3 separate regions of the Homo sapiens genome follow, and all the other regions are linked to region 2. Evidence: chromatin contacts called from ENCODE Hi-C or POLR2A ChIA-PET data. All regions are on one chromosome and are shown on one strand. Each heading gives the region's core, a stretch centred on a gene start or an enhancer-like site at or near the end of the contact. The rest is flanking DNA. Distances are from core to core; before and after follow the strand shown. Region 1 holds the start of ACTA1 (actin alpha 1, skeletal muscle). Region 2 overlaps GALNT2 (polypeptide N-acetylgalactosaminyltransferase 2). Region 3 holds the start of NUP133-DT (NUP133 divergent transcript).

Region 1 (3,627 bases), core at 1-2,500, 670 kb before region 2:
CGTAGGAATCTTTCTGACCCATACCGACCATGACGCCCTGCAGAGCCGAGACACCACGCACCCGTTAACGCCGCTCCGGGTGGCACCAGGCTGGCTTACGCGGGGACCCCGAGCCGGCTCCCTCTGCGGAGGGGCAGCCTGACCTGGTGTCGGGGGCGGCCCACGATGGACGGGAACACGGCCCTAGGGGCGTCATCCCCGGCGAAGCCGGCTTTCACCAGGCCGGAGCCATTGTCGCACACGAGGGCGGTGGTCTCGTCTTCGTCGCACATTGTGTCTAGTTTCTGCAAGGACAGGGAGACCGCGAAGAGGCGCGGTGCATCAGCGCAGAAGTCTCAGCGGCAGGGGGGGGTAAGCCTGGCTGGCCCCGACGTCCTCCCTCCCCAGGAACCTAGGGACATCTCCTGCCGGAGCCACTCAAATTCTGCCAGGGCGGCGACCAGGGGTTCTCTTCTCGACCTTTGCCCCGGCTAAGGGCTGCCCTGAACCAGGAAAAGGGGCACAGGGTCGCGAGACCCCACTGAGAAGTCCTCTGTCCACATAGCCAGGGGAACATGTTCCCCAAGACCTGTCTGCCCTCCCTGCCTGACACCTGTTCCAGGAGCTGGACGCTAGTGCCCATCCTCTCTGCGCCTCCCTGACCACATCTGTCACCTAGGGAGATAAGGCCTCAGCACTGCCTGCTTGCTGGGCCAGCGTGAGGGTGGAAGGAGATGCCCATGGGAAAGGCGTTGGCACCCCATCCAGGGAAGAGTGGCCTGTTAGGAACCCTGTGACATTTCAAACTCAGAAAGGGCCTTTTCGCCTGTTGGAAACCCAGAATGGGTGGTCCTGGCTGCTCGCTCATTCGCTCTAGCGCTAGTTTGGAAGGGAACTGCCTTGGCGACAACTAAAGCAAAACCGTTTATCTCCCTAGGCACATCCTACATGCCAGGTAAAGGAGCCCAAAGGGGCTAGAGAAAAATTTGGAGAAGTCTAATTTCCAGAGGCTGACTGTCTTGCCTCCTTTTTAAAGCGCGTGTGGCTCCGGAGACGAGGCACAGCGCTCAGGGCGCAGGCCTGGGGCTGACCAGGTGAACCGACTGGGTTCTGCCCCGGAGTCCTTCAGGTTCCCCTCGGTAGTGCCCTGTCCCCCTGTCCCCTCCCAACTCCTGCCCTACCTGGGCGGGTAGCTACAACTGCTACTCTCGGCTCGGGCCCTGGTCGCCGCGGAGGGGAAGCGAGGCTTCACTTGGCGCTGTCCGCTGCGGTGGCCGCTTGTCCCTCTGCTCAGGTTTTATATAGCCCGCGGGCATTCCCTCCGCGCCACCCCGCAGGAATGTCGCTGCCCTTCTCGAGCCATATTTGGGTGTTGGGCACTAGAGCCCCCTCCCTCGGCCGGTTCGCGGCCTGGGCCCCCGCCCGGGTCCCCTGCGTTGACCAAAGAAGGAGCGGGTTGGCCCGGTCCCAGGTAACGCGGGCCGGGCCGTATATGGAGTGTCTCCCTAGCGGGTTTGCCCCTCCTGACCCGACCCAGTTGCCCGCCGGAGGGGATGGGGTGGGGCGAGGGTCACCGCGTTCGCCGGTGGGTGCATGTGTGCGCCTGCGCTCCGGGAACCGCACCTGTCCCAAAGGCCTCCCCAACCATGTCCACTCTGAGCGCCCTGGGCGCTCGGGAAGGTGCCTGACTGCTGACTTCCAATATTTCAACTCCTCTTCGGGTTCTTTGCTCAGATCCCCAAACTCCCACTTGCGACTACCGGGAAGAGGGAGTCGTGTGGAGTGGTGGGCTTGGGAGGATTGGAGAAGCAGTCACTCCTGAGTCTCAGGAAGGGAAGGAAGGCGAACTCCCTCTCCTTTACGCCCCTGGAACTCCATTTCTCTCTTCCCACCCCCGAGCTCCCTGAATCCAAAAAGCTGAGCCACGTCGACCCCTTCCCCCACCGCACAGAGGGCCACCGGCGGCCGGAGGGCGCGCAGCTGTCGCAGGATAGACAACTGGCGGGGGGAGGCGAGGGCGGAGCGCCGGGGAGGAGGCGCGGGGGCTCCCGGGGATAGGCCTGTCAGGCGCAAAGCCTGAGCACACGGAGCTGTCCGCCTCAGGGACGCGCAGCGCCCTTGGGTCTCCTAAAGGGATTGAAGGGGTGAGGGTTCCCCTCCTGTAGGACGCACTGGCCCCAGGTTTTGGTGGGCTGAGGCCCTCCCCCAGCCTCTTTGGTGGCACTATGTGTGTCCCTCTCCTGGGGCTGAAAGACAAGGGTCACAACCCAGGACTGGCTAGACCTGGAGTGGAGGTGGAGATGGGTGAGGGGCTCTTCCTAGATGAGGCTTAGCTGGTCCTTCCTCCCAATAAATTGGAGGGGGTGGGGGGACAAGGACGCGGCACTCTAGGATGGGTGGCAGTTTTTCCTTCTGCAAAGGCTGAACAAACTCATCTTTATATTTAGAGGATGATGCCTGCCAAGGCCGGGCTGCCTCCCAGTCCACCTTGTAGTCATCATTTACCAGAGCCTGCTGCAGGTTCTATTTATATCACTGATATATGGGGCTATGCCTTTCAGATTTTCTAGAAGGATTTGGAGCTACTTATGGTAAAGTAGAGTGGGGGTCAGCAGAGGTTACCCAGTTGGTGCCTGTCCCTCTCTCTCTCTCTCTCTCTCTCTCTCTCTCTCTCTCTCTCTCTCTCTCTCCTTTTTCCCTAAGACAAGGACAGTTCTAACCTTGTGGAGGGCACAGGAGGAGCAGTCTTCTGTGATGAACTCAGGGACATGCTTTAAGGGGGTACATCAGTGATGTGGTGTGGGCCAGAACAGAATCACTCATTTTTCGGATGTGCTTAAGTGCTCCTAAAATAGTTGCAATTCACTTTTGGTAGTGGAACCCAGCAACTGGGACAGGTGTGGATTCTCTAAAAGGGGGATGGAAGCATATGCGACCCTCCTCTGTAGCCCACATCATGGCAGTTCATCCCAAAAATAAACAAGTATTAACAAAAATGTTCTAGTGAATAAAATGCTACCTTCCTAAAAATGATCAATTAAAAAATAAGGAGTTTGACTAGTATAGGGACTATGCGGTGAGGATAAAGTCTCCTATGGTTCCATATTTAGTTCTTCCAAGTATTTTGGAGAGTAAGTGAATAATTGACAGAACTGTATTTCCTTTTTAACATCCTGTGTCCTCCTGTGTCAGCGAGTAGTGGAGATACTAGAAAAAAACCACTTAGCAAATGAGCTGCATGTAACGTAAGGGGACTAGCTTACATTTGGGCCTTGAAGGTAGGAAATTTGCTGCCGTTCACTGGATACCTCAATATTTGTGCGCATTCCAAAGGAGAATGGGATTGTCACTATTTTTCAAAACTCTTGCTCAGTTCAACTCTTACCTTTCCTTACAGAAAGCTTTTCTAAGCTCAGTCTGTTACATTCAAACCCACACTAAAAGCTGACCATGATTAAAAACACTCACAAGCGAACAGAGACCTGCTAGTACAGCAAACTGTGGGAGATGGCCCCTGAGGTGGCCAGCCAGGCATCTGTTCCCTGCCCACATGATTTGCGGCTGGTTTAAATAGTCCCTGACAGGTCACCACAGGCCACCCTCAGTCCCATTCTGGTCTTGTTGCATTCTCATTGGCTTAGAGAATAG
Region 2 (3,899 bases), core at 964-3,463:
AATTAGAATGACAGACACTTAGTGTGATGACTCAGGACAGTTGATGGCCTTAAAAAAAAAGCGAACAGATTAAATCACTCTCTGTTTTTTCATAGCCATTGATGGAAACAGATTCTGTGGGGTAAATAACAGAGTCTTGGGTGGTGGAAAGGTTGAAGATGTCCAGTAGTTGTGGCAGGGCAAGGATGGAGGACTTTTTCTTTGCAGGGGCAGTGGAGAGGCGGGGCCATGGGTGAAGACTGGAGAATACTCAGAAGGTAGCATGGACGAGAGTGTTGTTTGATGACTCTGCATGTGACCAGTAGTGACATTTTACTCACTGAGGCTCATATTGAGGTTAAGCCCGAGGTCCATTGGCCTTGCTGAGATCGTGTTTAGAACACAGCACTGTGCAGTAAGAGACTCCTATAACTCTATCAAATTTGCATTTGGAGGAATTGTAAAGAGCCTCTGTTACCTCCTAGGTGAGGCAGTCCAGGAAAACAGTTGCTAGAAGGAGCTATCTGCAGAAATAGACAGTTGTGGTCCTTTCATGTTTTAATAATTGTTCCCTGGATTTCAAGGAGTCAGTCCAAAATCCCCGTAATAGATTTTAGTAACGTTCATGGAATCTCAGTTTGCACATCATGAGACCTTTAGTGTGGTGTTTACTGTCTTCACCTTAATATACTTTGTATCCATGAGCAACCTTGCTACAGTCATGCAAAGATGATTATTTTTTATTCAGCAATAATTAGCCACAGTGTTGAGCACCCAGATGCCTTCCTGCAGCAGCCCCCCTTTTCTCCCCAGCCAACATCTGCAACTGTGAACAGATTTCCATCTTCAGCCTTGGTGGTTGGAAAGAAATGTAAGTCACCTTTTTTTCTGGTTGGTTCTGGGGCAGATGCCACCAGGCTGCAGAGGCAGTCTGTGTCTGTGGGGCTCACCAGGGCATGAGTTCTGCTCCCAGGAAAGAGATTCTTGCAGGATTTTGTCTGTGGTTCTAAGGAGACAAGTAGGTGGCACACAAAAACAGAAAATGAAAGAACCCATCCCTCCAAAACCACACACACAAAGCCAAAAGGAAAAAAAAAAAGCACATAATTATCATGTAGGCACTGTTGCAGCTAACCCTGATTTTGGCCTCAATTCTGAAACAAGTTAGCTGGTTTAGACAAACCCCTTATTAGGTAATGGATTGTTATTCATTCCTCCCCTTCTCCTAGTCATTTACTCCGTGAGAGCTGCTCCTACCTGACCTTCCACTGATTTTGGTAGCAGCATCTCCCAGAGCGACTGTTTCCTTCTTCAGCAGTGTTCCTTACTCAGGGTGTAAGATCTTAACCCCACAGAGCCCCGTATCAGGTTTAATTAACTAATTGATTCAGCTTGTGCTTACTGAGTGCGAGGCAGTCATGTGCTTCTGTTTGGTAAATGGCTTCATTTTCCCTCTAACTCCTGAGCGTCCTGAAGCTTCTCTTATGGTTCTCTCCAAAGGAGTCAGCAGGCTGGCTCTGCAAGGGTCAGTAGGTTCTGGGGTGGTGGGGGGCCGAGGGAGGCAGGGAGGTTGGCTCTGTCTTTATTTGGCATAGAGCTCCCCGAACAGGGTCTCTCCTCCTTTCTCCAAAGGTTAATGGAACCACTATCTTAAAAAGCTGAAATCTTATCTTCTGGGGTATTTGGGTAGAGAAGGCTAGGGAATCCCTTTTCCATGGTGGTGCAGTAGGTTCTCAGAACCAGCTGGTGGGCCTCAAAGAGAGGCGGCTGTATTTTAGCCTGATAATCTTGATTCCTGGTTTCCTGGCTCTGTAGCATCAGAAATGGGAAGCTTTAAAAGCCGTGCCTTGTTGGATGCACCGAGTCATAAAATAAATGTGATGTGCTGGGTGGGGGAAATGCGGGAGGAGGGAAACAGGTGGTTGGAGCTGCTTCGTGATGGCCGCCCACCCTGGCTCTCCTTTCTTAATAGGCTTCAGAAATCCTGGAATGCGTAATTCACCAGCTCACAGAGTTCCACCCATGTCCCCAGTGGCTTCAAAATGTAAATGACATTTGCAGTGCTGGGAGGTAGGAGGGCGATCCCGTTCCTTCCCTGGATCTCAGTCGCAGAGGTGCTGGCTCATGTGCCTGAGTGCAGCGGCTGGCCCGTCATTACTGGTCTTTGCAGGAAGCCACTCTGAAGGCACCTGGGCCCTTGCCAGGCTGAGTCACAGCTGACTTAGGGAAATGCCACACAGGACGCTTGCAGTCCCCCCGTTCTAAGCGTAGGTTTTGCAACTGCATACTCGGAAAATGAATCAGAGTGGGGGAAAGTGTCAGAGAAACAGCAGAAATGGAATGTAGGCAGGAGGGCCACAGTGGCGCTGTGGATTCAGACCACACCTTCGGCTCTGTTTGGGGCCCTTCCTGTAAGGAGCGTACTGATGCCAGAGGCTGGGGGTGTGGAAGGGAAGCTGCTGTGCTGTTAGATCCATTCTGCTATTTAGCCAGCCTTCCTTTTCCCAGCTGGCACAGACAGGATGTGTTAGAGAGGTGCTCAGACCTCCTTTCAGAGCAACTGAATCATTCTCCAGGAGGGACAGGGAGTCTGAAATGCAAACAGGTTCCCAGGGTTATTGAAGAGCAGCCAAACTGAACACCCACTGCTCTGTGGACTCAAGCTGGTTTTAGACATTGTTTGGTCAGGACCAGAGCCGAGCTCTGGGGCCCACTGGGGGCTCTTGTCGCACCATATCATTGATTCTACAATGCACATTTCCCCCGCCTCTCATGTTTTAACATGTCTGAAATCAGGATGCATCTTCCATGGATGGTGTTTCAGGGTTTCATTGATCGTGTTTTTCTTCCTGAGTGGCACACAAAATTAATGGTGCTCCCTAGAGTTGATGGTCCCTGCGGTTCAGTGAACCGTGTTGCTCTTGTGTAAGCTCCTGTGGGAACATAGAGTCTCTGTGTCCCACCTTCTTCCTCGCAGTGGTCAGCACGGATGAGGTGGGAGTTGCATAAATGTCAGCATTCGAAAGTGAGGGCGTCTGTCGGTGCTGTCTCACTGTGGGGCTTCAGAGAACGTGAGCACCTGTGTTTGCATTCTCCATCAAGGTTCATGTCCTGTTGGCTCATAAGCATGATTATATCCATTATACAAACTGGGGCACAGGCACCCAGAGAGAAGTCAAAAGACTTGTTCAAGATGGACAACTAGGAAGTGGTGGGGACAGACCAGTCCTGTCTGATGCCAGATCCAGCGCTGTATCTGCCAGTCAGCATGCACACTTTCATCTCTCCAGCCTCTTCCCACTCACCTTTACTCAACATTTCTGGGCCTCCATAGTGATTGTAGTAATTCGGTAAAGATGATTCATTTCTTTAGTCCGGTCTTCGGACTTGACTTCTTAGAAGCAGGTCTTGTGCAATAGTTGCATATTAACCACTTGGTGACACAGTGCATGAGGGTATGCCAACTCTTTTTGCTCATGGCCGTGCAGTGCAGAATTTCCAGGCATTGTCCGCTCTGTTTCCTGGACTTCGGAGTGATAGCAAAGTTTTGTATTCCCTGATCAGCTGTGTATCTCTGAGCAGCAAGTTGATCTCTCTGTATAAGGGTGACTGTGCCCATGGAGGATGGCATGCAATTGCCTAAAGATTTCAGTCTGAGAATCTGAGAAACGATACTGAATGGAGATGACAGGCTTAGTGCCTGCTTCCAGGAGCCATGCCTCCTCCTGGCCTGGAATGAATACCTAAACACCTGAGGCTCTGAGTTCCGGCAGTGTGCTGAAACTGCTGTTGGTCTGGCCCACTGACCCGGAAACCCAGCCACCTGAGGTTGTGACTTTAGGGCTTCTAGTTTTGTATTTAGCTTTAATTCCATCTGTGAGGCAGTGGAGACTGTTCATTTTATTTTACATCAAAGGCTT
Region 3 (3,691 bases), core at 629-3,128, 600 kb before region 2:
TACATTTTATAAATATTGGCTTAGATGAGATTTAAGCTCATCTAGCTTTAGGTGCTTAAGAGTCCACCAGACCTGGCCGGAGCAGTGGCTCATGTCTATAATCTCAGCACTTTGGGAGGCCGAAGCGGGAAGACTGCTTGAGACCAGGAGTTCAAGACCAGCCTGGGGAACGTGGCAAGACCTTGTCTCTACAAAAAAAATTTTAAATTAGCCGGGCATTGTGGCACCAGCCTGTAGCCTGGGCGACAGAGAGTGAGACCCTGTCTCTTTAAAAAAAAAAAAAAAAAAACTATCAGATCTGTACAACCAAGCAAGAAATCGAACAGGTTACGAGCATCAGCTGTTACATGGTCCTCAACAGCAGATATCACAGTAAAAACTTTATTTCTTGCTCACCCTCTTAACATTTAGAATATTGTAAAGTCACCAGAATAAAAGGTAGTCTATGTCTTATCACGAGAATTAAATGAGAAGATGCACATACAGAAGGGCTAAGGGCTTTGTTTCCTGACAGAGGATAACAAAGGTTTTTCTTCAAATGATCACAAGAAGAGATTTAAATAAAACAACACACAGTAAATAAAGTATGCTTTTATTCTCCAACTTTTCGCAAAAGGAATAGAAAACACTGACAAGATCAGCACTTTGAAAAGAACTTTTCAAAATATGCCAAAAAAAGTCAAAGATACAGTGTATTCTTTCAAAACCACTTCTCCTTTAAAGTACTGAAAAATTTTACAGATAAATTTTAACCATAATTTCAAGACACAATACTTTGTGTTTCCTGCAGGGAAAAATTCATTTTTTATAGATGAATTCAGAGAAAACTATGCAGAAACACTAAAGTTTTAGGTTAATTATGAACATGGTGTGTGTTGGGGGTGGGGAGGGGTGTGTGTGTGTGATGATTTTACTGGTGCTCCAAACGAGCAGTTTTAGTAACTAAACTATCACAGTACTCTTAGCTCACTTATGTAAAGCCTTTTCCTTATAATTTACCTAGAAAGTTAAATTCCGTAGCTAGAAACCCTTTAATTACCAATCATCAGATATTAATGTCAGTTGGTATGTTAGGCATTAAACAATGATCTTTCAGGGTTGTAGGTCCTCATTATCACCATCACCTTACATCTGCATCGTGGCAATTCATAATAACTCCTCTGGCTCAGGTGAGATATATTATCGCCATTTCACAGATGAAGAAAATCACGAGTGACTTACACCAGATCACACGGGTAGTAGGTGGGAAGTAGGTAAACACTGATGCAAATCCAGTTTGTACTTCACTTCTGCACAAAGGTATCCATGAAAAATGCAAAGTGGGGAATCAACTGATCAACTGATAATCAAAACGAAGCAGATACTACCTGCAGCAGTGGAAAAGGTCTATTTTCCAATACTGTGGCATTCTATTCCGCCGCCCCGGTTCCAAAGGCTTCTAAAGACAACAACCTATCCGGCCCACTGCGGCCCGTGAGGCTGTTGGTTGCCAGACCCAACCAGGGAGATCACTTACCGCGAGCTTAGCGAGCTACGCCGGCCGACCGGCGAGAAGAGCACTGGGGAGCTGACTGCAGACCCCAGGGGCAGACCCTTCCTGCTAGCCGTCCGGGGCGTGGAGCCGGGCCCGAGTCCGGCCAGCGGGCCCCTTCGGGACCCGGTACCCGGGGTCCGCGGAGAAGGGGCGGCTGGGAACATGACTCCAAGGAGCAGCGACTAGGACAGCGAGGGATCTGGCCGTCAGGTTGCAGCCTGGCCTGCGCGCGGAACTTAAACACCTAAGGGAAGAGATGGCGCGCGATGATGACGTCAAACGCAATGGCTCCCGCGGGTTGTGGTCGGAGCGCTGGCGGGGGCGGGATCGTGACGTTAAGGGCGGTGCCCAGTCAGCGAGGTAGGTCGGGAAGGCAGCCGGCGGCCCCAGATCTAGAACCGCTGCAGTGCCGAGCTTCCAGGGACGTGAAGCCGGAAAGCCAGGCGCCCTTCTTGACTGCGCCTAGGTGGAACTGGCCCTCCAGCAGCTTGAACGTAGCCTCTTTTCACACTGGTAGTTCCTGAACCTCTTGTGAAATGAAAGATGTTCCTCATTCCAAGCTGAGGACGGAGAAAAGCCGTAAAGCTGACACTGGTATCGCACTGTGATATTTGTTGTTTTCTAGGTTTGCCATTTTCCCATTCAACTTTGCGCAGTCTCATCCACGCTGATGACGCCACAAATCCGTGTCTCTAACCTGGATCCAGCTCAAAACCCCCAGACCCCTATCATTCAGCTCCCTAGGGGACAATTTCAGCTGGAAGTCCTGCGAACTCCTCACAATCCACTTATGAAAAGCGCATTCATGTTTTCCTTTAGGACCCCTCTCCTACCACCATCTCTGTTCCAGCTTGGTAAAACTGGCCAGTTGTCCAAGGCAAAGAGAAGAGCTCTATCTGCAGTCATCCCTCACACCTACCTCCACCCTAAGATCATGGTATACGTTGTAAGGTCCTACGTGTCTGTACTAGATCACACATTTGCACTGCCTCTGCCCTGGTTCTGGTACTTACCTTTCCCTCAACCACTGCGTAGCCTCTTCTGCCAGCGGGAGGGAGTAGGGGAGATGGGGAGAGGGTTCCTTACCTGTGTCTAGTCTTCCTCCACTCTATCTTCTCACTGCCAACACAATGAATTAAGGCAAACGTAATGCTGCTCTTGGGCCTGTAAATGCTTCAGTGGCTGACCATTGCCAGTAGGTTATTTGCTAAGCTCCTTTGCAAGGTCCTATGTGATCTAAGTCAGGTTGGCTTTTCCGTCCGTGTTGTACTTCCAGCACTTCCCACTTGCACTCCACATTCCGAGAACTTAAAAACCCAAATCTCCCTCCAGTGCCCATGTCCATGTTTCTCTCACCTGGAATGCACTCCCTGCCTTGTTGGTCCAGAAGGCGCCTACCTTCCGCATCAAGTTAGTTCTGTGCTGCCTTCTCAGTGAAACCTTCCACAGGATTAGGTCCCCCTTATCCTTTGTCCTCTCTGCTCCTGTGTGTAGACTGTATTTTTATCCTGCATAATAGTTTGTTTTCATAATTGTCTGTCAAGTACTTCCTTTTAAATGTCTTGACAGCAAGAGCAGTGACTTTGTTACCTTTGTGGCACACAGTAACAGACACATAGTAGACTTTCATTCAACGTGTGTTGAAATAAGGGAATGGTTAAGTAAACATTGACGTATTCACATGTGGGAGACCACAGTGTGGGTGTCAGTTGTTGACATTCCCCTGGGAAGCCAGTCATCTATCTATGCACCAGTGGCATCTGAGCAGTCATCTTGCCAAGGTTACATAGGCTAGCTGCTTTACTCCTTCTCCCACCTGGGTGTCTAACCCAACTTGGCAGCTTGTTGAGTCTTATAGCTCTGAGAGCCCAGTGCATTTCCTCCCTGTTTCATTCTTACAAGGAGGGGTGTGAAATAGGCAATAGAGAGTATTAATAGTTGTGTCTGAGAGGATTGGTGGGATCAATTTTATTCTTGTGCTTTGTTGGACTGGTTAGTGGTTTCCCCAGCATCCTAATGTAAAAGCTGTTGTTTGCAGGAGCTAGAATGACTTGTCAGCCACCTTTGAGCAAGAACTTGCCTGGAGTCCAAATGTATGGCTATTGAAGGATAGTAAGCAGACAGCACTAAAAGTCATCCATTCGTTATGGATTTAGT

What was found. A loop is a pair of places that touch in the nucleus more often than their neighbours do. ChIA-PET counts read pairs that join two places held with the same protein, here RNA polymerase II (POLR2A). Pooled maps may share reads with other maps.
Region 1: a loop to region 2 is called in a pooled map of gastrocnemius medialis, with 2.3 times the contacts of the local background. The contact joins the promoter of ACTA1 here to the enhancer-like site in region 2. A Hi-C loop is called at or near these places in 4 of 37 single-sample maps with no recorded cell type and 11 of 50 pooled maps. POLR2A ChIA-PET finds 5 or more read pairs at or near these places in 1 of 52 experiments (AG04450).
Region 3: a pooled map shows a loop between it and region 2 (5-fold over the local background). The contact joins the promoter of NUP133-DT here to the enhancer-like site in region 2. A Hi-C loop is called at or near these places in 5 of 50 pooled maps. POLR2A ChIA-PET finds 5 or more read pairs at or near these places in 3 of 52 experiments (CD8-positive, alpha-beta memory T cell, MCF 10A and activated T-cell).

What each region holds. Positions count from the first base shown.
Region 1 is chr1:229,432,844-229,436,470 of GRCh38, forward strand. It overlaps ACTA1 (actin alpha 1, skeletal muscle), which reads right to left and starts at 1,251. Exons shown (of 7, transcript NM_001100.4): 1 at 1,161-1,251; 2 at 144-284; 3 at 1-37. The coding sequence starts at 272. RefSeq lists a silencer at 959-1,253.
Region 2 is chr1:230,102,663-230,106,561 of GRCh38, forward strand. All of the region lies in intron 1 of GALNT2 (polypeptide N-acetylgalactosaminyltransferase 2), which reads left to right. Among named protein-coding and RNA genes, the nearest start is that of GALNT2, 37 kb to the left of the region's middle. RefSeq lists enhancers at 1,765-2,964, 2,336-3,057, 3,024-3,093. Within about 2 kb of position 2,214, at least 29 of the 41 ENCODE cell types and tissues checked have a DNase peak (open chromatin) inside an H3K27ac peak, as active enhancers do.
Region 3 is chr1:229,506,552-229,510,242 of GRCh38, forward strand. NUP133-DT (NUP133 divergent transcript) reads left to right here and starts at 1,879. Exons shown (of 3, transcript NR_110630.1): 1 at 1,879-2,128; 2 at 3,573-3,689. It overlaps NUP133 (nucleoporin 133), which reads right to left and starts at 1,790. Exons shown (of 26, transcript NM_018230.3): 1 at 1,517-1,790. The coding sequence starts at 1,698. RefSeq lists silencers at 1,481-1,710, 2,651-2,945 and an enhancer at 1,761-1,880.